Linked DNA regions of Homo sapiens: all the other regions are linked to region 1. Evidence: read pairs that join two places in POLR2A ChIA-PET (ENCODE). Cell type or tissue: A673. All regions are shown on one strand. Region 1 has its middle 59 kb from the start of JARID2-DT. Region 2 overlaps LOC101928331 (a long non-coding RNA gene). Region 3 overlaps JARID2 (jumonji and AT-rich interaction domain containing 2). Region 4 overlaps JARID2 (jumonji and AT-rich interaction domain containing 2).

What was found. Peaks named below come from ENCODE experiments on the same cell type or tissue, not always from the same donor. Only the 100,000 strongest peaks of a DNase experiment are listed, where the experiment ranks them.
Region 2: POLR2A ChIA-PET joins it to region 1 with 37 read pairs; 2 of 35 experiments call an interaction of 5 or more read pairs at or near these places.
Region 3: POLR2A ChIA-PET joins it to region 1 with 13 read pairs; 3 of 35 experiments call an interaction of 5 or more read pairs at or near these places.
Region 4: POLR2A ChIA-PET joins it to region 1 with 10 read pairs; 2 of 35 experiments call an interaction of 5 or more read pairs at or near these places.

What each region holds. Positions count from the first base shown.
Region 1 is chr6:15,181,978-15,189,977 of GRCh38, reverse strand. No RefSeq gene overlaps it. Among named protein-coding and RNA genes, the nearest start is that of JARID2-DT, 59 kb to the left of the region's middle. In A673, no CTCF peak of the experiment used is centred here; a DNase peak (open chromatin) is centred at 4,697; H3K27ac peaks cover 2,118 bases.
Region 2 is chr6:14,496,276-14,504,275 of GRCh38, reverse strand. LOC101928331 (a long non-coding RNA gene) reads right to left here. Exons shown (of 3, transcript XR_001743994.3): 2 at 6,111-6,219. Among named protein-coding and RNA genes, the nearest start is that of LINC01108, 210 kb to the right of the region's middle. In A673, a CTCF peak has its summit at 4,097; DNase peaks (open chromatin) are centred at 2,895, 3,225, 4,185 and 5,535; H3K27ac peaks cover 562 bases.
Region 3 is chr6:15,426,212-15,434,211 of GRCh38, reverse strand. All of the region lies in intron 3 of JARID2 (jumonji and AT-rich interaction domain containing 2), which reads right to left. Among named protein-coding and RNA genes, the nearest start is that of DTNBP1-AS1, 120 kb to the left of the region's middle. RefSeq lists a silencer at 1,217-1,266. In A673, no CTCF peak of the experiment used is centred here; DNase peaks (open chromatin) are centred at 861 and 4,271; H3K4me3 peaks cover 698 bases; H3K27ac peaks cover 432 bases.
Region 4 is chr6:15,471,854-15,479,853 of GRCh38, reverse strand. The region is part of intron 5 of JARID2 (jumonji and AT-rich interaction domain containing 2); the gene reads right to left. Among named protein-coding and RNA genes, the nearest start is that of DTNBP1-AS1, 70 kb to the left of the region's middle. RefSeq lists an enhancer at 5,218-6,417. In A673, no CTCF peak of the experiment used is centred here; a DNase peak (open chromatin) is centred at 3,733; H3K27ac peaks cover 720 bases.

The sequences.
Region 1 (8,000 bases):
GCGGCTGGCCGGGCGGGGGGGCTGACCCCCCCCACCTCCCTCCCGGACGGGGCGGCTGGCCGGGCAGAGGGGCTCCTCACTTCCCAGTAGGGGCGGCCGGGCAGAGGCGCCCCTCACCTCCCGGACGGGGAGGCTGGCCGGGCGGGGGGGCTGACCCCCCCCACCTCCCTCCCGGACGGGGCGGCTGGCCGGGCGGGGGGCTGACACCCCCACCTCCCTCCCGGACGGGGCGGCTGGCCGGGCAGAGGGGCTCCTCACTTCCCAGTAGGGGCGGCCGGGCAGAGGCGCCCCTCACCTCCCGGACGGGGCGGCTGGCCGGGCGGGGGGGCTGACCCCCCCCCCACCTCCCTCCCGGACGGGGCGGCTGGCCGGGCGGGGGGCCGACCCCCCCACCTCCCTCCCGGACGGGGCGGCTGGCCGGGCGGGGGGCCGACCCCCCCACCTCCCTCCCGGACGGGGCGGCTGGCCGGGCGGGGGGCCGACCTCCCCACCTCCCTCCCGGACGGGGCGGCTGGCCGGGCAGAGGGGCTCCTCACTTCCCAGTAGGGGCGGCCGGGCAGAGGCGCCCCTCACCTCCCAGACGGGGAGGCTGGCCGGGCGGAGGGCTGACCCCCCAACCTCCCTCCCGGACGGGGCGGCTGGCCGGGCGGGGGGCTGACCCCCCCACCTCCCTCCCGGACGGGGCGGCTGGCCGGGTGGGGGGGCTGACCCCCCCATCTCCCTCCCGGACGGGGTGGCTGGCCGGGCTGAGGGGCTCCTCACTTCCCAGTAGGGGCGGCCGGGCAGAGGCGCCCCTCACCTCCCGGACGGGGCGGCTGGCCAGGCGGGGGGCTGACCCCCCCACCTCCCTCCCGGATGGCACGGCTGGCCGGGCGGCGGGGCTGAACCCCCACCTCCCTCCCTGATGGGGCGGCTGGCCGGGCGGGAGGCTGACCCCCCCCCACCTCCCTCCCGGACGGGGTGGCTGCCGGGCGGAGACGCTCCTCACTTCCCAGATGGGGTGGCTGCCGGGTGGAGAGGCTCCTCACTTCTCAGACGGGGCAGCTGCCGGGCGGAGGGGCTCCTCACTTCTCAGACGGGGCGGTTGCCAGGCAGAGGGTCTCCTCACTTCTCAGACGGGGCGGCCGGGCAGAGACGCTCCTCACCTCCCAGACGGGGTCTCGGCCGGGCAGAGGCGCTCCTCACATCCCAGATGGGGCGGCGGGGCAGAGGCGCTCCCCACATCTCAGACGATGGGCGGCCGGGCAGAGACGCTCCTCACTTCCTAGATGTGATGGCGGCTGGGAAGAGGCGCTCCTCACTTCCTAGATGGGATGGCGGCCGGGCGGAGACGCTCCTCACTTTCCAGACTGGGCAGCCAGGCAGAGGGGCTCCTCACATCCCAGACGATGGGCGGCCAGGCAGAAACACTCCTCACTTCCCAGACGGGGTGGCAGCCGGGCAGAGGCTGCAATCTCGGCACTTTGGGAGGCCAAGGCCGGCGGCTGCTCCTTGCCCTCGGGCCCCGCGGGGCCCGTCCGCTCCTCCAGCCGCTGCCTCCCGGGCGGCGCTCGCCGGCGCGGCGGCAAAGACTGATTGTGGGTCTTAAGACCCTCCCATAAGAGGGTCCCATCCTATACCCTGAGGTAAGGAATGCTGATGTCATGAAGCCTCCGTGAAAATCCACGAGGACAGGGTTCAGGAGCTTCTGGATACTTGAAAAAGTGGAGCCTCCTGAAGGGTGGCACAACCAGGGAGGCCATGGAAGCTCTGAGCCCCTTCCCCCATACCTTGCCTTACATGTCCCTTGAATTTCCTCTTGCCTTATCCTATATCCTCTTGGATATAGAAACTTATTTTTAAAAAGTAATATATTGGATCTGTCTTTAAGACTTTGGTGAAAACAGGCCGGGTGCAGTGGCTCACGCCTGTAATCCCAGCACTTTGGGAGGCCGAGGCAGACGGATCACCTGAGGTCAGGAGTTCAAGACCAGCCTGGCCAACATGGTGAAACCCCGTCTCTACTAAAAATATAAAACTAGCCAGGCGTGGTGGTGGACACCTGTAATCCCAGCTACTCAGGAGGTTGAGGCAGGAGAATTGCTTGAACCCAGGAGGCGGAGGTTGCAGTGAGCTGACACAGTGCCACTGTACTCCAGCCTCGGCGACAGAGTGAGACTGTGTCTCAAAACAAAAAACAAAAAACAAAAACGAAGACTTTGGTGAAAACATGTTAGAGAAACAGACAAAGGGGACTATTTTCTTTCATGCTGATTCCCTAAATTTTTTTTTTTTGAGAGAAAGTCTCTGTCGCCCAGGCTGGAGTGCAGTGGTGCTATCTCGGTTCACTACAACTTCTGCTCCCTGGGTTCAAGCAATTCTTGTTCCTCAGCCTCCCAACTAGCTGGGACTACAGATGTGTGGCACCACGCCTGGCTAATTTTTGTTTTAGTCGAATTGGGGTTTGACCATTTTTTTTTTTTTTTTTGTAATATGGAGTCTCGCTCTTGTCAGCCAGGCTGTAGTGCAGTGGCACAATCTCTGCTCACTGCAAGCTCCCCCTCCCGGGTTCAAATGATTCTTCTGCCTCAGCCTCCCGAGTAGTTGGGATTACAGACGTACATCACCACGCCCAGCTAAGTTTTGTATTTTTAGTAAAGACAGGTTTCATCATGTTGACCAGGCTGATCTCGAACTCCCAACCTCAGGTGATCCACCTGCCTCAGCCTCCCAAAGTGCTGGGATTATAGGCGTGAGCCATCGTGCCCTGCCTGGGGCCTCTTTCCTAAGGCCTCCCATTCATGAGGGTTCTATTCTCATGACCTACTCACCTCACCTCCCAATGAACCCTAGCTTTTAATATCATCTCCTTGAGGGTTAGGTTTCAACGTATGAATTTTGGGGCAGCAAAAACTTTCAGAGTGCTGGTTGTGGTGGCTCACGCCTGTAATCCCAGTACTTTGGGAGGCCGAGGCAGGCAGATCACAAGGTTAAGAGATCAAGAACATCCTGGCCAACATGGTGAAACCCCGTCTCTACTAAAAATACAAAAATTAGCTGGGCTTGGTGGCATGAGCCTGCAGTCCAAGCTACTGGGGAGGCTGAGGCAGGCGAATCACTTGAACCTGGGAGGCGGAGGTTGTAGTGAGCCAAGATTGTGCTACTGCATTCCAGCCTGGTGACGGAGTGAGACTCCGTCTCAAAAAAAAAAAGAAAAGAAAAGAAAAAGAAAAAGAAAAAGAAAATTAGCCACGCGTGGTAGCGGGTGCCTGTAACGCCAGCTACTCCAGCAGCTGAGGCAGGAGAATCCCTTGAACCCAGGAGGCGGGGGTTGCAGTGAGCCTAGATCGTGCCACTGCACTCAAGCCTGGGTGATAGGGCGAGACTGCGTCTCAAAAAAAACAAAAAACAAAACAAAACAAAATAAAATTCAGACAATAGCACAATCTATATATGTGTGTGTGTGTGTGTGTGTATATACATACATATATATGTGTATATATATATATCCTTTTTTTTTTTCAGACAGACTCCCATGTTTAAGCTATTCTTAGCCTCCCAAGTAGCTGGGATTACAGGCGCACACCACCATGCCCGGCTAATTTTTGTATTTTTAGTAGAGATGGGGTTTCACCATGTTGGTCAGGCTGGTCTCGAACTCCTGACCTCGTGATCTGCCCTCCTTGGCCTTGCAAAGCGCTGGGATTACATGTGTGAGCCACCACACCCGGCCAGCACAGTTTATTTAAATTTCCCCATTTGTCTCCAAAATATCCTTTATACTATTTTCCCCTGATTTAGAATCCAATCAAGGTACATGCATTGCATATGATGATCTTGGTTTTTTTTTTTCAGATGGAGTCTTGCTCTGTTGCTCAGGCTGGAGTGCAGTGGCATGATCTCTGCTCATTGCAACCTCCGCCCACCTGGTTCAAGTAATTCTCCTGCCTCAGCCTCCTGAGTAGCTGGGATTACAGGTGCTCACCACCATGCCCAGCTACTTTTTGTACTTTTAGTGGAGATGGGGTTTCACCATGTTAGCCAGGCTGGTCTCGAACTCCTGACCTCGTGATCCACCCACCTTGGCCTCCCACAGTACTGGGATTACAGGTGTGAGCCACCATGCCTGGCCTATTTATTTTTAAAATCAAAATGAATTCAAGCAAATTGGTTATGTCCATAATTGAGAATCTTTTTGTGAACACCATAACTTTTTTCTTTCTTTCTCTCTCTTTCTTTCTCTCTTTTTCTTTCTTTCTTTCTTTGTCTTTCTTTCTTTCTTTCTTTTCCTTCCTTCCTTCCTTCCCTTTCTTTTTCCTTCCTTCCTTTTTTTTTTTTTTTTTTTTTGAGATGGAGTCTCACTCTGTCGCCCAGGCTGGAATGCAGTGGTGATATCTCGGCTCACTGCAAGCTCTGCCTCCCGGGTTCACGCCATTCTCCTGCCTCAGCCTCCTGAGTAGCTGGGACTATGGCGACCGCCACCATGCCCAGCTAATTTTTTGTATTTTTAGTAGAGACAGGGTTTCACCATGTTAGCCAGGATGGTTTCGATCTCTGGACCTCATGATCCGCCCACCTCAGCTTCCCAAAGAGCTGGGATTACAGGCATGAGCCACCGCGTCCGGCTCACTCCTTCCTTCCTTCCTTCCTTCCTTCCTTCCTTCCTTCCTTCCTTCCTTCCTTTCTTGATGGAGTTTTGTTCTTGTTGCCCATGCTGGGGTGCAATGGGGTGGTCTCAGCACACTGCAACCTCTGCCTCCCCGCCTCGGCCTCCCAAAGAGCTGGGATTACAGGCATGAGCCACCTCGTCTGGCTCCTTCCTTCCTTCCTTCCTTCCTTTCCTCCCTCCCTCCCTCCCTCCCTCCCTCCCTCCCTCCCTCCCTCCCTCCTTCCTTCCTTCCTTCCTTCCTTCCTTCCTTCCTTCCTTCCTTCCTTGATGGAGTTTTGTTCTTGTTGCCCAGGCTGGGATGCAATGGCGTGGTCTTAGCTCACTGCAATCTCTGCCTCCCAGGTTCAAGTGATTTTCCTGCCTCAGCCTCCAAAGTAGCTGGGATTACAGGCGCATGCCACCACACCTGGCTAATTTTTGTATTTTTAGTAGAGATGTGGTTTCACCATACTGGCCAGGCTGGTCTTGAACTCCTGGCCTCAGGTGATACACCTGCCTCAGCCTCCCAAAGTTCTGGGATTACAGGTGTGAGCTACCGTGCCCAGCAGAGAGATTTGGCTAGAGACTTTGCCAAGGGGCACCTGTGAATTGGGCAGGTTCAATACCTGTCCTTACAAAGCTCTGAGTGCAGTTCAGGAGCCAGACATCATACATGTAGTCATAATAGTGAGTCATTCATGTCACTGATGGTAAGTGCTCTGAAGAGAAATGCTGTTGACAGAGAATAACAGAGATCTCATCTCAAAGGGGGCCAGAGATGGTGAAAGGAAGAAAGGGGAAAACCCAAGGCAGGTTCTCTGAGGAAATGACTTTTAGGTTGAAACGGGGAGGAGGGGGAATCCACCACCAGGTAAAATGTGGAGTGGGGGGGGGGTTCTCTTTTAGAACTACATTTTCTTTTTCGTTTTTTTCCTTTTTTAGAAAAAGATAAAACATATTTGCAGAGATTGCTAGTCCGCTAATGACTTCTCTGCCCTTCTTCCTTGTCAGAGAACCCCGTTGTCACTCATAATGGCTACATTTCCAGCAATCTTTGCAGTTGCTTATGGCCATGTGATTAATTGTGGCCATTGGAAGTGCCACTTCTGGAATGCACCCTTAAAGAGAGGTGGTATTCCTCTTTCACCAACCTCCCTCTCCCCTGTGACTTGGAACAGGGCCTCAGTGTTGAGCCATCTTCACTCATGTGGCAGGCCAACACCTGTGGGTGGCAGAATGGCAACTGGGGCCACTCCACCACCCCAAGTGCCAACAGTCATGCTTATATCTGAGGCTGAAATAAGCTACTGTCTCATGTATGCCTTTTTTTTTTTTTTTTTGGCAGGGCAGGGGGGAGATGAAGTTCTGTTATATACAATTGAACTTAAATCCTAAGCAAATACAGTATATAATACTTAGCAACACATTTAAATTGAATAAAAGAGAGTATGATAAATATGAATTCTTCTTATCACCCATACACCTCAGAGTTGATTTTAAGACACAAGGAGCGGCCTGGCACCCTGGCTCATGCCTGTAATCCCAGCACTGTGGGAGGCTGAGGTGGGCGGATCACTTGAGGTCAGGAGTTCCAGACCAGCCTGGCCAACAGGGTGAAACCCTGTCTCTACTAAAAATACAAAAATTAGCTGGGTATGATGGTGGGTGCCTGGGAGGCTGAGGCAGGAGAAACACTTGAACCCGGGAGGCGGACGTTGCGGTGAGCTGAGATCTCGCTGCTGCACTCCAGCCTGGGAGACAAAGGGAGACTCCATCTCAAAAAAAAAAAAAAAAAAAAAGAAGAAGAAGGAGGCTGGTCACAGTGGCTCACGCCTCTAATCCCAGCACTTTGGGAGGCTGAGGTGGACAGGTTGCTTGAGGCCAGGAGTTCGAGACCAGCCTGGGCAAAATGGCAAAACTTTGTCTTTACAAAAAATACAAAAATTATTTGGGCGTGGTTGTGTGCACCTGTAGTCCCAGCTACTCAGGAAGCTGAGGTGAAAGGATTGCTTGAGCCCAGGGGGCAGAGGTTGCAGTGAGCCAAGATCACTCCACTGCGCTTTAGCCTGGGTGATAGAGCCAGACCTTGTCTCAAAATAGAATTAAAAAAATAAAGTCTGGGCTTAGTGGCTCACACCTGTAATGACAGCACTTTGGGAGGCCAAGGCTGCACTCCAGCCTGGGAGACAGAGCAAGACTCCATCTCAAAAAAAAAAAAAAAAAACCAAAAAAAAATTAAAAGAAAAAATATTAAATAAAATTAAATATCTGGATTCCCTAGTATAACATCCTTTGCCACCTACATCTAGAATAAAGTGTTATCTTGCAGCCTGTGGTCCTTTTTTTTTTTTTTTTTTGAGACAAATCTCCCTCTGTTTTGGCTCACTGAAACCTCCGTTTCCCGGGTTCAAGTGATTCTCCTACCTCAGCTTCCCAAGTAGCTGGGACTACAGGTGTGTGCCATGAGGCCTGGCTAATTTTTTTGTATTTTTAGTAGAGACGAGGTCTCACCATGTCGCCCAGGCTGGTCTTGAACTCCTGAGCTCAAATGATCCACCTGCTTCAGCCTCCCAAAGTGCTGGGATTACAGGTATAAGCCACCACATCTGGCCCGTGTGGTCCATTTAAAAATAAACTTTTGTTAAAAATATATATATATATATTATAGTGGCTCATGATCTCTTCAGATTTTTCACTCAGCCATTCCTACCTTAGCTGTGAATTTGCTCAGCTGCTCTGGTTTTTGTTCTACTCTAATTTCTGTATCACCTGGAATCAAACCAACTCATTTGAAAAAAAAAAAAAAAAAACTTCATGATCCTGAGAGATGAAGATCAAACTTCATGTGTGCAGTGATTGGTCCCTAAAGCAGGAGGACCAGGCTGTCTTTTGCCACGACCACTGGGCCTTGATCAAAGTGTCTGGGGACGTCCCTCCTGCCTTGGTCCCAGTTCATATTGCTGACTTTTTGTATTGCTACCTGATATCTGAGGTCACTTTAGACTCTGGCTACTTTGGGAGCAATGTTTGAAGAGATCCAGCCCAGAGCTCTGGTTTTATGGCATTTTGGATCTGTGAACCATCTTACTCATCACCAACTGAAGTGACCCCACGCATCCCCACCTTCCCACCACCACACACACGTACAGACAAAGCAAACCTCCATCTGACAAGTGACTTTTGTTGAAAAATCAACACAGTGGTTCTTTTTTTTTTGTTTTTGAGACGGGGTCTCACTCTGTCACCCAGGCTGGAGTGCAGTGGCACAATTTCGGCTCACTGCAACCTCTCCCTCCCGGGTTCAAGCGATTCTCCTGCCTCAGCCCCCTGAGTAGCTGGGATTACAGGCGGCCGCCCCCATCCCCAGCTAATT
Region 2 (8,000 bases), 690 kb after region 1:
GTTCTGGTTTGTATGACTCCACTTGGGAAAGAGGGAATCCCAATTTCTATGACTAGTCTTGGGGGACAATAGGACTGAGAGACAGGAGGACAGGAGAAGGTCGAAGAAAAATGTTTGCTTCTGAGGATACTTCTTTTTTATTTTTTTTTGAGACAGAGTCTGGTTCAGTCGGCCAGGCTGGTGTGCAGTGGCGCAATCTCGGCTCACTGCAACCTCCGTCTCCCAGGCTCAGGCAATTCTCCTGCCTCAGTCTCCCGAGTAGCTGGGATTACAGGTGTGTGCCACTATGCCCAGCTAATTTTTATATTTTTAGGATTTCTCCATGTTGGCCAGGCTGGTCTTGAATTCCTGAGCTCATGTGATCCACCTGCCTCGGCCTCCCAAAGTGCTGGGATTACAGGCGTGAGCCACCTTGCCTGGCCCTGAGGATGCTTCTGAAGCCACTTCTGAGGTCTTCATTTTGGGGTGTTGTTTTCTGAGCCCCAACAGTAGCTATTATAATTTACTGAATATTTTGGTTTGAGGCACTTAGCATTGATAGTATCACAAGAGACAGCAAAGGGTAGTGGTTAAATGCATAAATGCTAGAGTTTGCCTTGGTTCAAAGCCCAGCTCTGTGAATTTAAGCAAGTTCGTTAAGCCCTTTGTGTCTCAGTACTTTCATTGATAAAATGAAGGTAATAATATAGGCATAATAATAGTATCTTCTCCAGGTGATCATTAGGAGGATTAAAGGAGCTAATATATGTATATAATAAACACTCAGAAGAACGCCTGGTATTACAGGGTAAGAACTTGATAACAGCTAACTGCCATTATTATTATTATTACTATTATTATTATATGGATTCTCAACTTTCACAGAGCACAGTAGTGTTCACTGAAGGTTGAAATGAGACTAAGCTTCATTTACTCTTGCTTTGAAGAATCTGAGGGAGCTGTGGGATCTTACAGGCCCCAATTCAGTTAATCAGCAAGTATTTGTAGACCGTGTACAATGTGTCCAGAACTGGTTGTTGTTGTAAATACCCAGTAGCGCTGTGTTGGCGAGTTCTTGGGTGATGAGAGTTCAGACACTGCTGCCCATGCAGAGGTCAGTCTAGTCTTCTGTGGTTTGTCTAGGCAAGGCATCGCCAATGCTACAAATATTATGGTGTCTCAAAAACATCACCAGCCTCCACACCAAGAACCCAAGAAGGAAGACTTCTGTCTCAGACCTTTGAAGATACCCCTAGTGTGATTCCAAGTGGAATCAAGGCTCAGGCTAAGGAGGCAGAATATAAGGAGGACTTGTGGCATTTCCCAGGCCTCCCTGTACTGCCCTGGGCCTTCTCTTGTCACTTGCTTCTTATAAATGGGGGAGCAATCCCGTGTGGGGTCTTTAAAGATCACCCCACATGGCCATGGGAATTATACTCGGAGAGCATATTAAGTAGATGGATGGAGGCTAGCAAAGGTCGTGAAGAGCACCCTGCCACGTGGGGCCACATTGGAGGAGTGCCAAGGGAGCTGACTCAACCAAGGTAGTGCAGAGTTGAGACAGAGAGAGAGAGAAAGAGATGAGAGAGAGAGGACTCAGACAAGCGCCTTTATTGGACTTCAGAGGGGAATCCACAAGCAAAAGGTGTGAGGGGATTGCACTGGTGGTGTTGATGTCACTAGGTCCCAGTCAGGGGAGCACAAAGTGGGGAACCTGTGGCCCGGACCAGCCTTAGCACACTGGTGCACCTGGTCACCTGGGCAAGGTGCTCACAGCCCATTTGCAGGGATGTTGAGGCATCAGAAAATTCTAAAGTTTGAATAATTGACAATATAATATCTCACCATTGCCAGCCTTCTGTGTTGCAGAGATGCCAAGAGGGAGACAGGAGACTGAAGGGGTAATGATCATGGTGCCCTCACCCTCTTGAGTCCCCCTAACTCAAAGTCATTCAGTGCCCTCGTCTCCATCTCATCCCAGGGAAGCCTCATCAGTGGCAGGTAAAGCAGTCACGAGGCAGAGGAGGCCATGAAGGGCCCTTCCTCCTTCAGCAGTCTTGCTCTTGAGCCTGGCTGAGGCTGAGAAATAAGTGTGTGTGAGTCATGATACCATCTTCAGGTTGGCCTGTAACTCTGGCTCTGTGAAGAAGTGAAGTCCAAAGGCAAGAACGTTTGTTCCTGGTCTCTGTGGGGTCATGTTGGCAACCTTGCCCCGGGGGGGCCTTCCTTCCTCTGGGAACAGCATCCACTTTGGTGAGGATCTGCAACCCGGCTCTGTCTCCTCCTCTTCAGAAGGTGGACAGGAAGAGGAGAAGGGATTCTTCTTGCTGCCCTTGTGAAAACTCAACCTCCGGGCTCACCAGGGATAGAGACCTGTAGATTCCCATTCTCTTCAGGAGTTAGGGAAAATGAGGGAATGGATTTAGGATTTCACTTTCTCCAGAGGAAAAAAAGGAAGGCCTTCTCAGAAACAGCATCCTTCTCGCTCTTTCTCGCCTTCAGTTGCTTTCAATTTAAGTCAATTAGACAGAAAATGAGCTCGCAGAACCTACAGCTGAACACACCTGGGGTTCCTATTTATCTATTTATTTATTTGCCTTCCCCCCCCCCCCTTCTCCCCCCCAGCACCTTGTTCTTGAAACTTGTCTGGTTCAGCATTTCACTGGCTTGGTTAAGTATCTTGTAAGGAAATCATTTATAATAAAGCTGGTATGCTTGGGTTTATCATTTCTAAGTGCGGGTCAGGATTTAGTTCGCTATGTTAAACTCTCCATGCTGCATGTGATTTGTCAAGCTTTGTCAGGAACAAAAAGTTCCGGGATGTGCAAAGCAGGACTGCTTGGTTTCCATGGAGATACTTCTAGTTAGGCTATGGAAATCCTGAAAAGGCCAGAGGATGAGTGACAATACAAGGATTTAGCGGCTGATCTGAAGAGCCAGACTGAATTAATGAGATTTTTCACAGAGCGTTATTAGCAAGGCTAGCACCGTATGGCTCTTAGGCCCTCGTGTTCTCAGCTGCAGTCTTGGAAAACAGAAATGGAAAGATTTAATTGCTGTTTTTTAAACCCTTTAAGATTATTTTAACCTATAACATTTTAAGGTTGTAATAAAAAATGGGGCTCTTTTTTTCATCACTCAGTTACTGTTATTACTGTGTTTTTGGTGGCAGTTGCCCTCCATGTGCATGGAGATGGGAAATTCAATAGTACTTATTATATTGAGCAGTTAATTCCCACATACTGTGAACACATTACTCTTCAAAGTAGGTTATCTGGCATTCCATTTAGAGCTGAGGGAGAGATACCATGTTGCTGGCTTTATGTCTCCTAGGGCTATATTAATTATTTATTATAGACTGCTGATGTCAACCGTTAACTCAGGCGGGTCAGAGTTTGTACATATATCTAACCAATGTCTGGCTTTTTGGAGTTTGGATGTGGATTTCTGGAAACTAGCAATCTGTGTGTTTTGTGAGTTTAATTCCATGTGCTACCACTGCTGCCGTTAACACCAAAAGGAAAGGAGCTAAGGAGTCTTCTCGGCTATCTTCAGGTAGCAGTTGCCTCCAAAGTTTGGGAGACACACTGTCAGAGGCCTCCTTCTTCTCCCCCGCTCCCAGCCAGCCCACTTTTTTTTTGGTTTGGGCATGAGTCTCGCTTTGTCACTCAAGCAGAGCATGGAGGCACGATCTTGGCTCACTGTAACTTCCGCCTCCCGTGCTCAAGTGATTCTCCTGCCTCAGCCTCCCGAGTAGCTGGGACTACAGGTGCGCATCACCATGCCCGGCGAATTTTTGTAATGTTTTTTTTTTTTTGTAGAGAAGGGGTTTCACCATGTTGACCAGGCTGGTCTCGAACTCCTGGCCTCAAGAGATCCGCCCGCCTAGGCCTCCCAAAGTGCTGGCATTACAGGCGTGAGCCACTGCACCCAGCCTCTTCTCCCTTTCTTTGCAAGGATTAATACCAGAACTCCTAATTCCAGTTCTTTTTTTATTCCCCACAACCGTAGTGAACCCAGCTCTGAGCTTAGAAATTATGGGTGCGATTAGCTGGGTTGCCTTTTCATTTCCCACACGTTCCCTGCGCAAGCTCTCCATAAAATGTCACTATCTGCCACCTCCTGAAACGAGACGTGTGGTGTAGGGGAAGCAGCTCGCCAGGCGCTGCTCTTGCTTGCTGGTTTGCAGAAGGGCACATGCCCATATGTTTCTGGGAGATGTAAAACTATCGTGTTGCTGCTGAGCAATCCACAACAAAAGCACATGCTGCCTGCATTCCCCGGATTCCTGTACAGTAGACTAATCCATTTAATCTCACTGTTAGCTTCCCCGGGCGGGAATTTCACAGTCTCTTTTGATTTAGTGGTTTGTAAAATCTCTGATTAAGTGCCTCTGCCCTCCTGTTATTGTCTCTCTATTCCCTAAATGATTTTGTGGGGAAGAAACCAGTGGAGTTGAAACAAGGGTCAACACACCCTCATCCTTACCTACTTGGTTTTTCTTTATCATTCTTAATTTTTTTAGTTTTATGCACTTTTTTCCCCCTTGACTCTGCTGACATGTGACAGCATTTTGCTTCTTAAATTATAAAATATGCCCTCTACTTTGCCAATTCTTGCTGGGTCCTCCCAGCTGTGTTGATCCCAAGTTTATCTCTTGGCATCTAAGGATCCACTACTCTGTTTGTCTTTAGAAGGGTGGTGATGCGAGCAAAGGTGATGGAAACGACAGACCTGACCTTGAGACCTAGTTCTGTCATTTGCTAGCTGTGTGATTGTGGGCAAGTTGCTTCACCTCTCTGGTCCTAATTTCCTCATTAAAAGTGAACATTAAATGCTATAGCATATAGAAAGTTCCTAAGTGGGCCAGGTGTGGTGGCTTACGCCTGTAATTCCAGCGCTTTGTAAGGCCAAGGTGGGAGGATCACATGAGCCCAGGAGTTTGAGACCAGACTGTGCAACATAGGGAGACCTCATCTCTCCAAAAAATAAAAATAAATTAGCCAGGCATGGTGGTGTGTGCCTGTAGTCCTAGCTCCTCTGGAGGCTGAGGCAGGAGGATCGCTTGAGTCTGCTAGGTCAAGGCTGCAGTGAGCTATGATCATACCACTGCACTCTAGCCTGGGCAACAGAGCAAGATCCTGTCTCTAAAAAATAAATAAAATTAAATTTAAAAAAAGTGCCTACATGCCTGCATATAGTAGATACTCAACAAATTATGATAATAATAGCTATCATTCCTACAAGTGTATGTGTTGTGCACAGCAGTGATTTGACTTGGGGCATTTTACTAAGTCCTTTGATGTGTGTTTTCCTGATGTCTCTGCTTAGATTAAGCTTCTTGAAGTTAAGAGCCCAAGTTTTCTATTTATTTTGTAACTGTTCCCTGCATTTACTTTGTGCTATTTTCCTGCCTGATTCTCTGCCTCTTAAAAATGCCTATCATCATGATAGCAATGCCCAAACTAACTCCAGCTCTACAAATAAAGCTTACACCCTCTCATCAGAGTGTAGCAGGTACGAATTGCACTCTAGAATTTGGAAGTAGGAAACATGGCAGTTCATTATTTAAAAAAAAAAAAATGAAATTACATGTGGCTCCGAGCTCCCACTATGGAAGTGGGAAGGAAGGGAGGAAGGAAGGAAGAAAGGAAAGAAGGAAGGAAGGAAGGAAGGAAGGAAGGAAGGAAGGAAGGAAGGAAGGAAGGAAGGAAGGAAATACCTGGAGGTATTTTCAGTTGTTGGCAGTGACTTTTTTTTTTTGACAGTCTTACTCTGTCACCCAGGCTGGAGTGCAGTGGCGTGATCTCGGCTCACTGCAACCTCCACCTCCCAGGTTCAAGCAATTTTCCTGCCTCAGCCTCCCGAGTAGCTGGGACTACAGGTGTATGCCACCATGCCAAGGGTAATTTTTTGCATTTTTAGTAGAGACCAGGTTTCACTGTGTTAGCCAGGATGGTCTTGATCTCCTGACCTCGTGATCCACCCGCCTCGGCCTCCTAAAGTACTGGGATTACAGGGGCAGTGACTTTTTAATTTACCATATGTGTCACTTGCTCCCATACTATCTCTGTACTCGGATTATTGTCCTCTAGTGGGCTGTTTCCTTCCTTTTAGTCCCTCATACCTACCATGCTTGCACCAGTGTCTCAGACCAATTATGGCAGCCAGTCCATTAACTGGATCCCTCCAAAGGTATCCCAAGACTCCACTTCCTCATTCAGTACCTCTGCTCCAGCACTAGATTGAGAAGGAAAGAAAAATTAGTATTTATTGATCATTTCCTATATAACACATTTAAATGTGTTGCCTAGTTTAGAACCAGGCTGTAATCCCAGCTCTTCCATTCCAAGCTGCATGACCTCAGGTAAGACACTTACCCTCTGCAAGATTCACCTCACCTCACCTGTAGAAAGAAGATGCTCCAAAAAAAAAAAAAAAAAAAAAAAATCAATTAAAAAAAAGATTCTTTGGTACTATTAAGCTTTGGCCCTTATCTTTATCCGCTCCTAACAACCTAATTTTCTGACTCTGTAATTTTATTTTTTCCATTTTTTTCTTCTCTGCTAGACAAGAAATAAATGGAAAGCCAATCTTCAGATAAACTAATCAGTGCTAATGGATGTTAATGATTTAAGGGGTTTACCTCTCAAAGGGATTTGAATTTTAATAGGTAAATTCCATTTCTTAGTTCAAAAAATATCGAGTGTCCAGTGCCTGTCAGATTAACTTTAACCTAAAATTTCCCAAAATGTGCACCATGAAAAAGAGTTCCCCAGTCAACTAAATTTTTAAAATACAATGCACCAACTTCTGCTTCTGCCCAAGGTGAGATAAAAGGGCGTGAATTTATCCTCCTTTCCGAAACAACAATAGAAAAACATACAAAATATATGAAAAAATGATTTTCAAGACTTCTCAGCAGGAAACAAAGGGCAGTGATTCAGACAGAGCATGAAGGGGAGTCCTAGGAGTACTCCAGCTTACTGCCTTCAGAAAACTTCCAGGCTGCAGTGCAGGGAGGGGAAACCCAGGTAGAGCAGAGGAGATGGGGCTGAGGATGTAGGAGATCACCATGGCCAGAGGTCATGGGACGGCATACAAAGGGAAAACCCTGGATGTCTGCAAAGGTTCCCCCTGTGTGCACAACAGAGTACAGACCAACACATGCATGTGAGGAAGCTACCCAAGAATGGGGCAAGAAAAAAAATCTGGAAGAATGAGAGAATAGTGCCTGACACATACACAAAGCTGAGAATAGTGACTATTCCCACCAACCAGACTGGAAAACTCAATTCATGAGGCATTTGGGTAGAATACTTAGCAATGTTGTGCCTTAGTAATGGAGAATAATTGGCCTCAGATTAAGCAGTTATGGACCTGCCTAACAAATCATAAAAGTTACAGCTGAAAGAATCAAATCATTTCCAATACATCCCAGAACAAAGCTCAAGAATAGTTATACAAGAATATTTAAACAAAAATATTCAGAGCTCAACAAGGTAAAAATCCACAATGTTTGGCATCCAAATAAAGATATCAAGCATTCAAAGAACCGTGACCTATAGTGAGGAGAATAATCAGTGAATTGAAGGCAATCCAGAACCAGCACAGAGGTTAGTTAGAACTAGCAGACAAGAACAAACCAGTTGTTAGAACTTTATTCTATATGTTCAGATAGTGAAGTAGAGATATGGAAAATATTTTAAAAGATCCAAATGAAACTTCTGGAGAAAAACTTTACTGTCTGAGATTAAATAATAAATGGGATTGATGGCAGATTAGACATAGTAGAAGAAAAAATTAGTGAACTTGAAGATGTATAGTAAGAGAAAATATCCTAAATGAAGCACAGAAAAAATAGACTCAAACAAATGATAAAAGTATAAGTGAGCTGTGAAAAAACTTCATGTAGCTTAATGTGTGCATAATCAGGAAAATATTCAAAGGCATTCTGATTGAGAATTTTTCAAAATGGTTTTTCAAAACAGGATCAATACCAAACAAAAATACTAGAATAG
Region 3 (8,000 bases), 240 kb before region 1:
TTATTTAATGTCATCTCTCATTCTCTGATCTACAACAAAACTTCGTTTAAAAAATAAAAATAAAAAAAAAAACTGTTAGGAACACAGTGAAGGGTGGAGACAGACTTACGGAGGTACCTGTGTTTTACGGGCAGATTCCCCCACTGGGTATAAACTGTCTCATGCCAAGCTGAAACATGTGAAACCAGGGAAAGTAAAGTACACTGGCACATACATATTCTCAACCCTATTCTACTCCTGACACACACACACACACACACACACACACACACACACACACACACACACACCCTGGAGAGTGAGGGCTACTGGAAAAACTCTTAGGGCCTAAAAGAATTTAAAAAACAGGGGTATGATGGATATTGCATTATTGTCAGCCACAGTATCATCCATTAATGCTAATTATAAGAGAAAAGAACTATCAGGGAGAAAGCACTGTCAAATTTTCCCCCCATATCCCCAAAAGAATGGAGAAAAACATCCCCAGTCCTGTATGATGCAATTGATGTGGGTGGGCAGTAGTGGGTGCATCGACCTGGCCAAGGGAAGCACCATGTATTGCAACCCACAGGAAGCTGGGAATCATCTTATGAATATAAAATTAAAGCCAGCATATGACCGCCTAATACAAAGGAAATCCAAGATTAAATCACATTGTTTGCTCTAATAAGTTGCTTACATCAGGAAAAGACTTTCACTTGGATGACATGCCCTTAGGTAGGATGCACGCCACCTAAGCGACTGCCTAAACTGAAATTATACACACACACACACACACACACACACACACACACACACACAGAGAGACATGGGGGTTGGGGAGGAGGCATGCAGCCAACAACTAGACTATAAATAATTTCAAATAAACCGCAAGGGAAGGAAAGACATTATTACTTTTCTTTCTCTGCACAAGGCAGATGAACAAGCTGAGGAAGGAAACATTTGGGGACACACAAAGGAAAAGGTCCCTATAAGGAAATGGGGCTACCTGGCCCTAAAAATTCTTAACCACAGACATAATCACTGTTCACTTACCCAGCAACTATATATAGAATGGGTGCTTATTATTTAAGGGTAATAATATAATACGTGCTTTAAATCACATAGAGCCCTCGGAGTGGTGCTTATCAAAGTGTGATTCTTCAACCAGCAACAAAAGAATCACTTGGGAGCATACTAGAAATGCAAATTCTCAGGCACCACCTCAGACTTAACTGAATCAAAAACCCTCAGGGCAGGACCTAGCCAGTCTGTGTTTTAACCAGTCCTCCAGATGATTCTGATGCACGCTTACATGTGAGAAATACTGGGTTATAGCCAATGCTATAAGGTGTAATGGTTGCATTTATCAGACAAGGAAACAGAGAGGCTCAGACACTTTTAAGTAGCTTTTAACAGCTTAGATACAAACCAAACATCTAACTTTATTCAAAAACCTGTGCTTCTGCAGCAGGAGAACAGGGTCTGGAGGGAAGGAGCCTAAGGACTTCCTAGAACTAAATCAAACGGAAAAACTGCCAACCTTCTAGCCCAAGTAAATAACTTTGTAACATTCCAAACTTTCCAGCTATGGCAGGAAACTTCACTTCATCCTCTTCATTCACATGGGGCATACACCAAGTAACCAATGGGAAACCTCTAGAGGGTATTTGAACCCCAGAAAATTCTGCAACCAGTGCTACTGAGACACTGGCTTCGAGCCCACTCCCAGTCTGTGGAGCGTACTTTTCTTGTTGTTGTTGTTGTTGTTGTTGTTGTTGTTTTTGAAGGTGAGAGTAGCTGGAGGATGACAGAGTCCCAAGTCTGCCCAGGCTGAGGTGCAGTGGCGCAATCTCAGCTCACTGCCACCTCTGCCTCTTAAGTTGAAGTGATGCCTCAGCCTCAGCCTACCGAGTAGCTGGGATTATAGGCGTGAGCCACCATGCCTGACTAATTTTGTATTTTTAGTAGAGACAGGGTTTCACCATGTTGGCCAAGCTGGTCTTGAATCCCTGACCTCAAGAGATCCACCCGCCTTAGCCTCCCAAAGTGCTGGGATTGCAAACGGGAGCCACCACACCCGGCCTGTAGAGTGTACTTTCGTTTCAATAAATCTGTGTTTTTTTTTTTTCATTGCTTTGTGTGTTTTGTCCAATTCTTTGTTCAAAACGCCAAGAACCTGGACACCCTCCACCGGTAACACACTGGTACCAGCTGAACTGTGGGTCTCAGTGGCTTAGCAAAAGTGCAGGAGCACTACTGAGCACAGTGAGCCTGTGTACCTAACCAGGCATTCCTGAGAACAGGCTTCCTACTGGATTTATTTCACAAGAGATAAGAGTCCTTTCCAGTGGCATACCTTTAGTGACTTGGCTTAAGAGGATTTCAACAGAAACCACAAAACAGACTGCTTCACAGCTCTGATTCAATGTCCCTGAATAAAGGGACAACACTGGAGACAGAACCTCTCTGGAAAAAAATCTATGGGGTCATTATCCAAACTGCCATCTGTAAATTTCTTACAGTGCTTAAATTGCTTCATTGAAAGGGAAAAAGATAAGAGTCTTCAACACTTTCTTTAGAAACTTAATTTCAATTAACTAATTGCAATTTAAAATTATATCCTGGTCTTCTGAGGCTTGAACCAAGAAATGTGAATAATATGTAAAGAGCTTGTTTACACTAAAAGTAGTGGAGGCAGTGGTAACAGCAACACAGAAGGCACAAGCCGTCACTGTCTTCAAGGTGTTTGTCAGAATTATTCCTCATGACCTTCAGAAGGGTAAAGCTGAAGGAGCCATACCCTCCTCTCCTTGGCCTCAAACAATTCCCAAAACCCAAACAGCAGGAAGGCATCGTTTATGAGACATACGGATCGCAGCTGATGGAAAACATCAGCGTGCATTTGGGTTCCTAAATCATTTCAAAACATTAATCAGGAAGACTCACAGCACCCAGTCCTATCTAAGCCATAGATTCCTCATTTAGGGAATGGGATGATCTCACATTCACATGATCTGTAAGGGCTCTATTTATCCCAGCACAGTTCAATTAGGCTGAATTGCAGGAGGCATAAGAAATGATAATCAGGAGAGAAATTATGGCAAAGGCAGTTCAACTCCCTACAAAGGGGAAAAACTACAAGCTCCAGAAAGGCCAAGTGCCAGTCCACATTACACAATGGTATTTGCCGGAACAACAAGCAGATTACAGCCCTGCACGGTACCAATAGTCTACAGGCTGTCACAGTGAATGCAAACATATTTCTTGGGGGCTGAGTAACAGGCTGAACAAATTTGTAACTATGTTCCAGAAAAAGAATGGCTCTGAAAACAACATATATTTAGAAACTGCTAGAATCCCATCCTACACAGTTCCAAGTTGACAGAATAATAAAGTACCCCAAGACTGGTCTGGATCATGTGCAGTTACTCAAAGCAGCCCCTACAGACCATTCATTCCCCCAAGAGTTAGCAGAAGCTTAAGTGGGCTTGGACTGGAAAGCATGCCCCACAAGTCCCACAACCCCCAGGTAAGTAGGCACTGACAAAAGCGATTTCATCACCAGATTATCAATAAGCCCTTCACAGATGGACATCTCACTACACCCGACCCAATGCTTGCTTAGTGCACTTTTTAAATCATATTAGAAAACAATTTACTTAATTCAATAAAGCACCTGGCCTATTATACTGTTATATACTCAACAGAACAGTATTTCATATAAGAGAAGCAACATCTCAAAAGGCCTCATGTATTTCAACATATAATTGGCAACCACATATAAACAGCAGGAAAATAACTCAGTATCAAGCATGGTTCTTGTTTTCTGTTTAAATGTTTTCCTTCTTCCCACATTTTGTATATAGTAAACGAAATGAATTAACATTGAGGTCAATTGTACATACTTGAAATATTCTATAAAGTGGTCATACATGGTATTTTAATGTCACAGAAATTGTCTTGATAACTAAACTCCAGGAAGATAAAGAAGCAAAAGTACATCTTGTACCTAAGGAAAAAACAAAATCTTAGCAAGAACGTCAGATATATTTAATGGCATCCTTATAAGACATTATTTTATTATCATGGACATAGATGCAGAGGTTAAATGTTTTTATATTTGAAAGAGTCCAGAAAGCTGGAGTTAACCCTAAGTTGGCACCAAGGGAAGAACCAGAGAATCTTCATGCAAGAAGATGGAATTTTGCCTTCTCTTGGCATGACTAATTAGAGAGGGCTGCTAGCAATTCAGCAATATTATAATGACGTCTGAGGACTCACAAGCCTGCTGTGAGGCTAGAAATACACACTTCCTTATTACTAATCAGATGTACCAAGGAGTAAAATTTACACGGTACATTTTGGCTTCCCTGTGGTCAGATGTGGAGTTTCTGTACCCAGGGAAAAGAATGTAGAAACGTGTGTGTACATTTCTCTCTCTCGCAGGGCCGGAGACAAAACGGTATGTATCACTACCAAAAACGTGTACTCGGTTCTTTCCTAACACTTCAAAAAAACAAATCCAATGGGTTTTTACTTCAGACACACACACGTGTGCATACACCCCCTCCAAGATGATAGTGTGCAAAAGACCAGAACAATTCTAAATAGGAGTATTTGCCTCTGAAATGTGATGACCCCTTTAGAAATGTTTCCTTTTCAGTGGAGTGCGGTGGCTCAGGTCTGTAATCTCAGCACTTTGGGAGGCTGAAGTGCAAAGATCAATTGAGGCCACCAGGAGTTCGCAACCAGCCCAGGCAACACACTGAGACCCAACCTCTACAAAATATGAAAATGTATGCCAGGCATGGTGGCATGTGCCTGTGGTCCCAGATACTCAGGAGGCTGAGGCGAGATGACTGCTTGAGCCCAGGAATCCAAGGTTGTAGTTAGCCTATGATGACACCATTGCATTCCAGCCTGGGTGACAGAGTGAGACCACAACTACCTCAAAAAAAAAAAAGAACAAGAAAAAGATTCCTTTTCCTAATAGTTGGTTTAGCTACTCTTAGAATTTGTTTACACACTCAAAAACATGCAAATTGTTATTCCACAGCAGATACTCTGCCACCATTGGGGATACAAAGATAAACAAGGACCCATCCCTACTCAAGTGGACATAGCCTAGAAAGCAAAGACTACCTATTCCTCGCCCCACCCAAACACAGGCAAGACAATCACATATGGATGATGTTGCTTTCAACCAATTCTGTGAATAGCTTTAAGTATGAGGATGGAGCTATCAAGACAATTAATGAGGACTATACTCTAGAAGTTTTTTTTTTTTTTGGGGGGGGGGTTTGTTTTTTTTTTGTTGTTTTTTTGAGACAGAGTCTCGCTGTGTCCCCCAGGTTGGAGTGCAGTGGTGCTATCTCAACTCACTGCGGCCTCTACCTCCCGGGTTCCAGCGATTCTCCTGCCTCAGCTTCCCAGGTAGCTGGGATTACACGTGTGTGCCACCAGGCCCAGCTAATTTTTGTATTTTAAGTACAGACAAGGTTTCACCATGTTGGCCAGGCTGGTCTCGAACTCTTGACCTCAGGTGATTCGCCAGTCTTGGCCTCTCAAAGTGCTAGGATTACAGGCATTAGCCACCATGCCTGGCACTAGAAGATTCTATCATTGCATGAGTTCATGTCCTTTGTAGGGACATGGATGAAGCTGGAAACCATTATTCTCAGCAAACTACCGCAAGGACAAAAAACCAAATATGGCATGTTCTCACTCATAAGTGGGAATTGAACAATGAGAACACTTGGACACAGGAAGGGCAACATCACACACCAGGGCCTGTTGTGGGGTGGCGGGAGGGTGGAGGGATAGCATTAGGAGACATACCTAATGCTAAATGATGAGTTAATGGGTGCAGCACACCAACATGGCACATGTATACATTACGTAACAAACCTGCACATTGTGCACATGTACCCTAGAACTTAAAGTATAACAAAAATATATATCTAACAAAAAAAGAAGATTCTATCATTGCAAATTAAAGCCATTGAGCCTAAAGGAAAAAATATTCTTGCATGATATTTACCTTATTGTGTAGAAAAAAACCCACTTACCATAAAAACCCCTCCTTAAAATTTCCAAAAGCAGAAATGAACCCAATTTTCTTCTAAAACAAGTCACTTTGGTTGCTGCCTTTCATCACCCGCCAGACTCCCATCTTACAATAAAATAGGAGGGAGGCAGTGAGGGAACAGGAAGTATACGGCGACAGTAGTAAGAAGAAACATTCAATTCTCATCTTAGTTAAAGCACTGTGCACTACTTGCAATTGCACTAGGCAGTCAAGTGAGGTATTAACATCAAGCAGCACTCTGCATTAAAAAAAAAAAAGGTATGTCTAACAACCCCATATAAGCACTCACATGTGAACCACAAGTGACATTAATGGCTGTCACCTCCTTCACAAACCAGGTGACTCCAAGCCCTCACAATTCCAGCATCTAGTGCCTTTCACGTAAGATGCCAGGAACCAGTGTCTACACATTCACACTAAGGAAGATTCAGGAACTGATCAAATGTTCCCAGGAGGGTCAGAAACTGCTGAAAAAGATCAGGGTGGTGTTTAGACTTGTCCTTTGGGGGTGTGAAAAGGCAAGGAGGGCAAAGGGATGAGACAAAAATGTTACTGTTTAAAAGCCTAGCAAGAGCTTAGAGGAGGAAGGAAAGAAACTTGTATCCAGCAGTTTCCATGGCAACCACAAAGCATACTAGACCATAATTTACATGGGGGGTGGAAGTGATATCCCTGCAATCTGATCTCCGAGGTAACAGAAAAAGGAAATGGCCACTGCAGTAATAAAAATGAAGTTCCAGCCTTTTTTGTTTTCTAGAAAATAAACAAATGCGGAAGAAGCTAGTATGTTTGCCAGGAGCCTGAAGCAAATAATGGGGGTGAATATGAAGTCCCAACAAGTGTTCGCCAACATCTAAACCTGCAGAGGATGCAAATATTCTGCGGCAGGTCCAGGCTTTGCGATTCCTTCCATCACACTACAACTCACATGCTCTGAACTCTTAGGACAGAGTGTGGTGCAGGTTTATGCAGAAGAATTGAGTATCTAATAAGACCTCTCTAGAGACAGACCCAAGTCTAGCAGGAACAGGAACTTGTTAAAGAAAGAAGACCCAGGTTTCAAACTCATAAAACACAATTTCAGGAAGATAAGCATAAATGGCAAGGTTAAAAATAAATTGCACACAGCCACAAAGGGTTGCCAGACACAGCCCTCCTTTACATTCCTGCAAAGTGCTACTCCAAATATATCAAGGTGCTGATGTACCCCCCATTACTCAGGCCAGTTATGTAATTCTTTAACAAACACATACACTTAAACAATGTAAATGTATACTATAAATAAGCCTTTTGATCAAAACCATAAAATGGCACTGATGGCTTTCAAATGGTAAAATCTCCTGACCTCCTTGTAATTATCCAAGAATCTATTAGGCTTAAGTCACCTCATCCTCTGGGGGTTGGAAAAACAGCAAGCAAGCAAGATTGGGGTTTGTTTTTCATTTACTAAGGTGAAGACAGGAAACCCTCTTGGAGCTCTTCCACTCCCTACTATAACTGAAGGAAGCTAGTGCTGTCAGTCCACATCCATTCAACAAATATTGATTCAGTGCCTCTGAGCACATCTTGGCTTAGACTGATTTGGGAGCCAACACTTAAGCATAGTAACCTCCTACATAGTGTGGAGACAGGTTATTTCATTTAATTCTACAAACTACCTGGGTTCTTGGTCATTTCCAGTCTGCCTAGCTGGGCCTGTCCAATGTGCAGCCTGCCCAACATCCACGTGCGTCCTTTTGAATATCAACTAACCATCTTGCCTCCAGCTCACCATCTTGGTAAAGAAAAGTTTATAATTCAATCCTGCCTTCTCTCTCAGCCAGCTTGTGAAGTCCATCGGTAAAGAGAATGCCCTGAAGCACACAAAGCCTTCTAGAAGCAGCCTGTTAAGAAGCACAAAGAACCCTTCACTTGTCAAACCTCGGCCCCA
Region 4 (8,000 bases), 290 kb before region 1:
TTGCCCTGGGCCAAAACAGCTCCACCATCCACGTGTAAAACTAGGGAAAGCTGCAAGAACACAGCTTAGGTGAGCAAAACCCCCATTATCACCTTGCATCCAGCCAGCAGCTCACTCGCACAGGGAACAAACGTCAACCTGGGATGCTGCCTCTGTACTCCGAAACTCCAGTATCATAAGCAAATTCTACTGGTTTACAGGCTTTGTAAAACGCTTCTGGAACTTTCACACAATGAAATCTCTTTCACTTTGATCACAATTATAACAGATATCTGGAAATAGAATGTTTAAAGCCAATCACATCTTCTTCCTTTTCTATAGAAGAACTTAAATTCTGTAATATTTTTCCCACCAATTACCACTTGGTTGCCACTCTCATCATGATCTCCAAGTGTGAATGCATTATGTGCAATGATAAAATAACAGACTTGGATATATCTGCCCTTTACACAAATTTCTTACATATATTCCTGCTAACATACGACACTAAAATTAAAAGACTTTTATGAGAATATAAAGGTCAGGACAACAGAAAGACCATAAATCAGGATGAATGGTTTTTGTCATTGAAAAATGGCTTCTTGGCCCTCTTGGCCCCCAAAAGTGCTGAGGAAAGGATGGCAGACCTGATGATTACTAGCCCCGCGGCCTGTGTGGGCATCAGTCACTCTAAAATGTTTGCGTTAATGGTAAGGGAGGAACAGCTGGACAAATGGCCTTACGGGGCAACAGGCAGTTGGTCTGCAAGGCTCTCGTGCTTTATCACTGGCAAGAATCAAGGCAAGAGCACAGAACTGCAGGTTACACTCAGAAAAGGATGGCGTTAACTCGTAAAGAACACACGAATAAAATGTTTCTGCAGTTTTGGGTTTCATAAAACCCTAAATCCGGCCGGGCACGGTGGCTCACACCTGTAATCTCAACACTTTGGGAAGCCGAGGCAGGCGGATCACCTGAGCTCGGGAGAGCATCCTGGCCAACACAGTAAAAACCCCATCTCTACTAAAAGTAGAAAAATTAGCCGGGCATGGTGGCGGGCACCTGTAATCCCAGCTACTCAGGAGGCTGAGGCAGGAGAATCGCTTGAACCCGGGAGGTGGAGACTGCAGTGAGCCGAGATCGCGCCATTGCACTCCAGCCTAGGTGACAAGAGTGAGACTCCATCTCAAAACAAAACAAAAAACCTAAATTCCAAAAATAATGATTTAAAACAGGCCAACCACATCTGAAGTCAGTGATAAGAGTTCTGGCTCACCTTTGGATTTGAGTAAGGAATTTGTAAACTGTTTACTACACACCGAGAGAGAAACACCCTTAAATATGCACATGCGAGTTAGACCAGAACGCATCCCATTGACACAATTGACTATACAAGTTATAGGCAACTTGGTCATTTTCAAAGTAAAAACATTAGCACGAAAAAACTAAATACAGTCGGCCCTCTCTATCTGTGGGTTCTGCATCCATACCTGAGAGTAGTGACCCCACCCTCACATATCCTCCCCCACAACCCCAAGCAGCATTGCGAGTCAGGTATTAGTAATATAATTTTACAAAGGAGGAAAACTAAAGCTTAAAGAGGCTAAATAATCTTTTTAGCCCTGACACCAGGCTAAAAAGAGGGATCAGAGCCAGGAGCTTCTCTTCCACCACCAGATACACCATCTTCTAGCTGCCTGTCACAGAAAGAGTTACGAAGGTAACAACACCAAACTCATGGGGCATGGGCCAACTATCCCGAAGTGTGTGCCTATATCCCCCACTAAGGCCCTACGAGGCCAGTGGAACAAATAAATACTTTAGCAAAGCAAGAAGAAACAGGGAAAGGATGATAATCCTGACACAGGAATTACCAAGACCTTCTACCACACTGAAACAGCCCACAACATAGTTCTGGCGAGGCTGATGATGTCACAACACTCAAGGGTAATGGCTGACTCTTTGACAGTCCTCATCGTGCCCCAGGCATTTGAGATACATAAACTTTCTCGAGTTTTCCTAGCAATTATAAGGTTGTTCCAGGCACCAGATCTTTTCAATCACATTATGTTAATGATAATATGCAACACAGCAGTTTCTAACATTAACTGTTGTAACATGTATCAATTCATTTAGTTATTGCCAAAACCTATGATCTCTTCTTCAGAGATAAGAAAACTAAAACAGAAAAATCCTAAGGTTGCAGCCATAAGTGTGTCAGTGCTGTAATCATGATGCTCTGAACCATCCTACCCAACGGCCTCTAAGGAACACCGCCCCAAATGCGTAAAGGGGGTGGTTAGAAACATACATTGTATAACTGGTCTCTCTACATGTATTACAGCTCTTAAAAAAAAAAAAAAAAAAAAACCAACACTCCCATCCCATATTCCAACTTTTTGGAATAGTCACTTGTCTCAACAGGAAAAATGGAGCTACCAGAGGTTAAAAAGAGGTAAAGAGAATATCACATGTTCTCTCGGGGGCGGGGAGGCGGCATTTGTCTGTTACAGAGTGTCTGTCCCCACTGAACATAGCAGGGCTATGGCAAGCTCCTGACCCTGATGCATGACCGACACCCCAACACCCCACCGCCCAGACAAAGAGAGGGCTCAATGCCCCTCAAAGGCAACCACAGAGCAGAAATGTGATAAACTCGTCCAAATGATTGCTTTTTGGCCCTTACACAACATGCCCCCGGTATGAATCTAAAAGCAATTAAGTCATTCCAGCTGGGAGTCCAATGACATGCTGTTTAAAAAGTCTTCTGAGAAACATCCCTCTTCAGAAAACGATATGCACAAAAGAAACAACAGCCACTCTTCTTCCTTCCGTTTTTAAGTTATAAAAAGCATTTAAAAGATACACATGCAGCTGACCTAGCAACAAGCCTTCACCAAGGTCTCCTCCTCAAAGCACTCAAAAAGCCAAGGTAAACTCATTCCAAAGGCATTTATTAATTCCTCTAGTCTACCTCACTTACCCCCTGGAAAAAATAACCAATTATGAGAGCTTAAGAAAAATCTAGGCATCTCAAATATCAACTTGTAATATAAATACCCATGAAGCAGTGTTCTGATTGTGTTATTTGGTTTCCAAATAGTCATTACCTAAGGGCTCCATTTTTAGAATCATTTGAGATTCTGTATATGGAAGAGTATTTTGGAAACTCTGATGTGCTATTGAAATAGAAGTTGCTGGAAGCATTGTTATTGTAACCCTTGAGTGCTAACCCAAGGTTAAAAGCTCATGTGATGCTGTCCAAATCATTTCAGATTATATATTTTAATAAATCCATTTCCATTAGGATGTTCAGTGGATTACAAATGAGCACATTAGAGTCCTGTGTAATGTTTGCAAAACAAAACATCTGCCTGGGGACAGCAGGCTCTTGCAGGAAACTACTGGCATCAGGACTCCTGCTCGGAGGAAGAAGGGTACAGTCTCAGGCCCATGTGGAAGCTGATGGCAGGACACTGTGGATGGTGTGTGTGTCCTCTCCTGCCACCTCTGCCATGAGGCCAGAGGTCCCGGCTCCATGACCAGAGCCACTCTGCTCTTTTGTGGAGAAACAAGATGAAACAGGACACCCCTGGCAGTCTGGGTTCTAGGTTCTTCAGCTAGCTGCTGAAATAAAGCTGTTCTCCTTGAAATGTGGCCTAATTAAAATATTGGCCAAACCCACCCCAGTGGTAAAGCATCAGTTTTCCATACTTTTGTTTTCTGTGTGTTTATCTCCCCACATTTCAGCAGGGGTGATCCCTCTGGGGAGGATACAGATGTTGCTAGATTTCCTGACACGCCTCAACAGCTCGAGCATACAAAATAGGGAAAAGCACAAATCTGATAAGAGAAATACCCTGTAATGGAAAAGTCACAAAACAACCAGCTTGCTCTCCCCTTTCGCTTGTGAAAGATTAACAATTCTGAGCAGTTGCTTGAATACACAATCGTGATGCCCTCACCCAGGTTCTCCCTGCAAGAAAACCTATTTTAAGACCTGTGCCTTCTTCACCCAAGTCAGAAACCAAAAGGACACGAAGATCATCTGCCTCTATATTTGAATGTTTTCAAAAAATGAGGGAGTAAAACTGAGGTGTGAGGAGGGAAGACTGAGCTCTCACCTTCTTAACTAACTATATCCAAACCGTTCTTTCCATGCAGCCAGAGAACTTATTTTCATCTAAAAGCACAGCTCGTGTTTTGCTTCTATTCACCAAGGCACTCCAAAATCAGGGAACAGGGGTAAGGGCAGAGCATCACAGCTTCCTGAGGTCGCAGGTGCAGCACGGCCTGGCTCAGGTGCCTTGTCTCATGGCACAATGTGGGGCTAGTGGGTTTATGTTGAAGAACAGGTGGTAGGCGATTATGCAAGAGAAAATGCTAGTTGCACGGCGAAGCGAGGACCTGGGCCTCCCTGGCAGTTCCACAGCACCTGATGTGGCCTGAGATGTGGTGCTCTCCAGGACTCTTTCCTCTGTCTGCAGTTCAGAAGAGGCCTTCTTCAGGTTCAGAAAATTGCTAACCTCTTTTCTGACAGCACCTGCACCTGCAGAGCTCCAAGCTTCATTAGATTTGCAAGGCACTGGTGCCTGATTGCCTTTTTATTGCAAGGAACCCTCTATAGGAAGATCTGTTTCATTTTATATTATGTCACATTTAAATAAATACTCCCTTTGATGACTGATGGATACTCATAATGAAATCCCATTATAAGAAATTTCTAGGAATTCCGCTCTAAACTTACAGAGAAATGGACCTCAGTGAAATTTTGCAGGAAAGAACTTTTAGCTGCCATGGGAACTGTTGCCAACATTTGATCTGTATTTATTACACATGAAAACAAAGCTCTAGGTGATCCCAGCAGTCTGACCACTTGGAGGATTCTTGTGTAAACGACTGGTGTCAACCGGGATTATTACTGACTTTCAGCAACTCAGCCTTTGCTTGGAGGATGCAACAGTACACCAGTTTTCCTAAGGGTTATAAAAGAATGAAGAAAACAAAGTATAGATAGCAATGTAAATGGGGTTGAAGACACGGTGGGATATAAAAGTTTTAATCTGGACAAGTCACTATTATCTCAGGGAAAGAAGAATGGATTACAGGGACAAAATTTTAGTTGGGAACCTTCACCCAGCTGAATAGTGATCTTGGAAATGTCATTTTCCTTGAACATATAACAATGGCTGGCATCCACCATTAGAGATCTGAATGGCTCTACTGCTGCCCATGATACAGCCTCATTGTTTCCTTATGCTGGGATATAAATGAATCAATGACTGGACAAATTAATGCTAATCTACTCTATCATGCTGATTTCACAGAAGTAGAAATTAAGAATCAGAGAAGCTAAGTAAATACCTTGCCCAAGAACACACAAGCTAACGAGTAGCTAAAAAAAAAAAAAAAAAGGCATGCAACTAAGTTCCTGATGACTGTTCGATGGTGGCAAAGACATTCCTAAGAAATGAACAGACAAAAATGACAACAAATATGCATATTGAGCAACATGGCATTACAGTGTAATTTTAATCATCTAGAAATGGTTGAGGAAGTAGCAATGTTGGGCATGAGAATATTCCACAGCTGAGAATATTTAATTTTGAAAGACTGCTACACTTAGGTTTTTATCAATTTTGGATGAGATGATCAATAATTTCCTTCTCTACTGTTGAAAATAGTAACTTCAGAAATACTCTTAGGTTCAATTAGCACCTCTTGCCTGAGGGATTACTCCCAATATCACAAGTGTTTCCTTTAATAAACTGACGTCAGTTTGTTTCCTTGTCATCTGCCTTGATATAAAAGCGGATGTGAAATAGACTGGGGAAGGCAGCACAGCTAGCCAGCTACTGAGAGCTCAGTGTTCTTCTACAGTACTGCCTGAACCTGAGGCTGACATTAGCTTTCTTCAAAGCTGACTTTGGTTTCACGAAACCACCATGTTCCCCCGGGTCATTTGAAATCGGAGGAGCATTCCAAGTGGCCTGTATATTACTAAGCTGGCTTTATTCCATTCCCTCCACTGGCGTCATAAGGAAGCACTGACATCCTGTGGATTGTTACTCTTTGGCTTCCAAGGCCATTCAAGCCATGTGGCAACAGCAGGAAGGACTCTGCAGAGACCTATATCCCAGGTAGTGGCTTGTGGGGATTTTTTCTTTTCATATGACTTCACAAAAGACTTGGTACTCGGATGCCTACAAAGGGACAACAAATACATAAAACCCATAAATATACACAAAAACTACAAAATGTCTTAATGGAGCCCCAACGATCACACCACCCCCCTCTTAAGGACCTTGGTATATGGGTGTGAGGTGGGTGGCAGGACACAAAGCGGGGGGGGGGGGGGGGCACGCACATCAGAAGACAAGGGAGACAAGTCACCCAGGTAGCATCACCAAGTGACAGGGAATGACAAAGATGAATGAGACACTGAAACCTGTTTCATCAGGAGAAACACACGTAAAGACCTGAATGTCTTCTGACGTTTCTGACAGATGTGCCAGGAGACATCATCTCCCATTAGCTCCTTGTGGGTAGATCCTATTGCCGTGTTCATCTGTGCTATCTTTCAGAGCGCTTACGTCAGCACAGGGGCTTACATTTTTCTCATTTATACAGAAGTTAATCTTATTTGATTTAGGAGAGAAAAGGTAACTCCATAAATGGTTAATATCATTCACCACTGTTAACATGGCAAAGATTCTATGATTATGTTTCAGCACTTATCACAATAAAATGAGTTTGAGCTCTCTCCAAATCCTCCACAAATACAGCAATTTCGGGAACATGTAAATATGAAATCTTTCCTAACACGGGTATTCACATTTGCTAAAAACTCACAAATTCTGTAGGAAAAATTCTAGTGGAGTTGGTTTCGTGCTTGTCTCTTTGACTTGCACAGGAAATGGAATTTTTCTGACCAGGTTAAGATCTAAAAAATGCCCAGGCATAGCAATAGAAAGAAAACCTCAGACTAAATAAGATTCAAACTTCCCTATGACGCTGCTGAAGAGCAATGAATTAAATTGCAGAGGGACATGCCCAGGAAGTGAGTGCCTGCTCAGGAACGGGCAGGCCTAACACAGACTGAACAGGGAAATGGCTGGTGACTCTGGACAACAGAATGGGACAGCAAGAAGGACTGCAGTCTGGACAGATCTAAATACAGGTCTCTTGGGCCTGCAACAATCCCCCCACCAAACTTCCCCTGAAGTTCAGGTGCAGGCAAACAGACTGCACAGCCCCATGGCTTCTCCCAAGATGGTAGTTCTGGGACTCTGCTGGGTTGAAATCAAAGAAAACCCATTCACAATTCAAATACGACATAATCAAAATGGTAGACACTTGGAGGTTGGGGGCAGGCCTAATCACAGATGACATCAATCTAATTAAAATTATAAGCCAGCTGCTCAGGGATGTGAGAAAGGCCTTTCAGTTTGGTTATCTACAAGTCTCAGAAAAGGAAGCACAGAAAGGTTTGTACATTTCAGTGAAGTTAGTCCCCTTACTAAGCTCAGCTGGTTTGGGTATGCTTCCTGCAGCTCCTCTATCTGATGCTGTGACTCTATTGTAAAAGAAAGGATGACAGAAGAGACAGGGCGGAAGAGGGACAGCAAGGAGGGCAAGGGCACAACTCAGAAACAGCAGTAGGAGGTGGGTGTGTCGGTGCTTACCCAAGACCACTCATTCCACCTAGTCTTCCCAGCCTGGAGCCAGGATTCACACTATCCTACCAGCCCCTCACCGAGAGACATCAAAATTCATGAGGGGACAAAAAAATCCCAACACTGTTCCTGGAAATATCTGAATTAACAGGCATTAAATTTTTAATTTTAAAATTAAAAAAATTTTTAAATAAAATTTTAAATTTTAAACAATAAAAAATGAAAAAGTAGAATCTCCTAAGATTTTTGAAACTCAGAAGTTCATCTGTGTAAATGCACAGAGATATGTATCTATAGATAGTTACACTTTCCTTGACTCCTAGTGGCAATGACAGTGGTCAATGT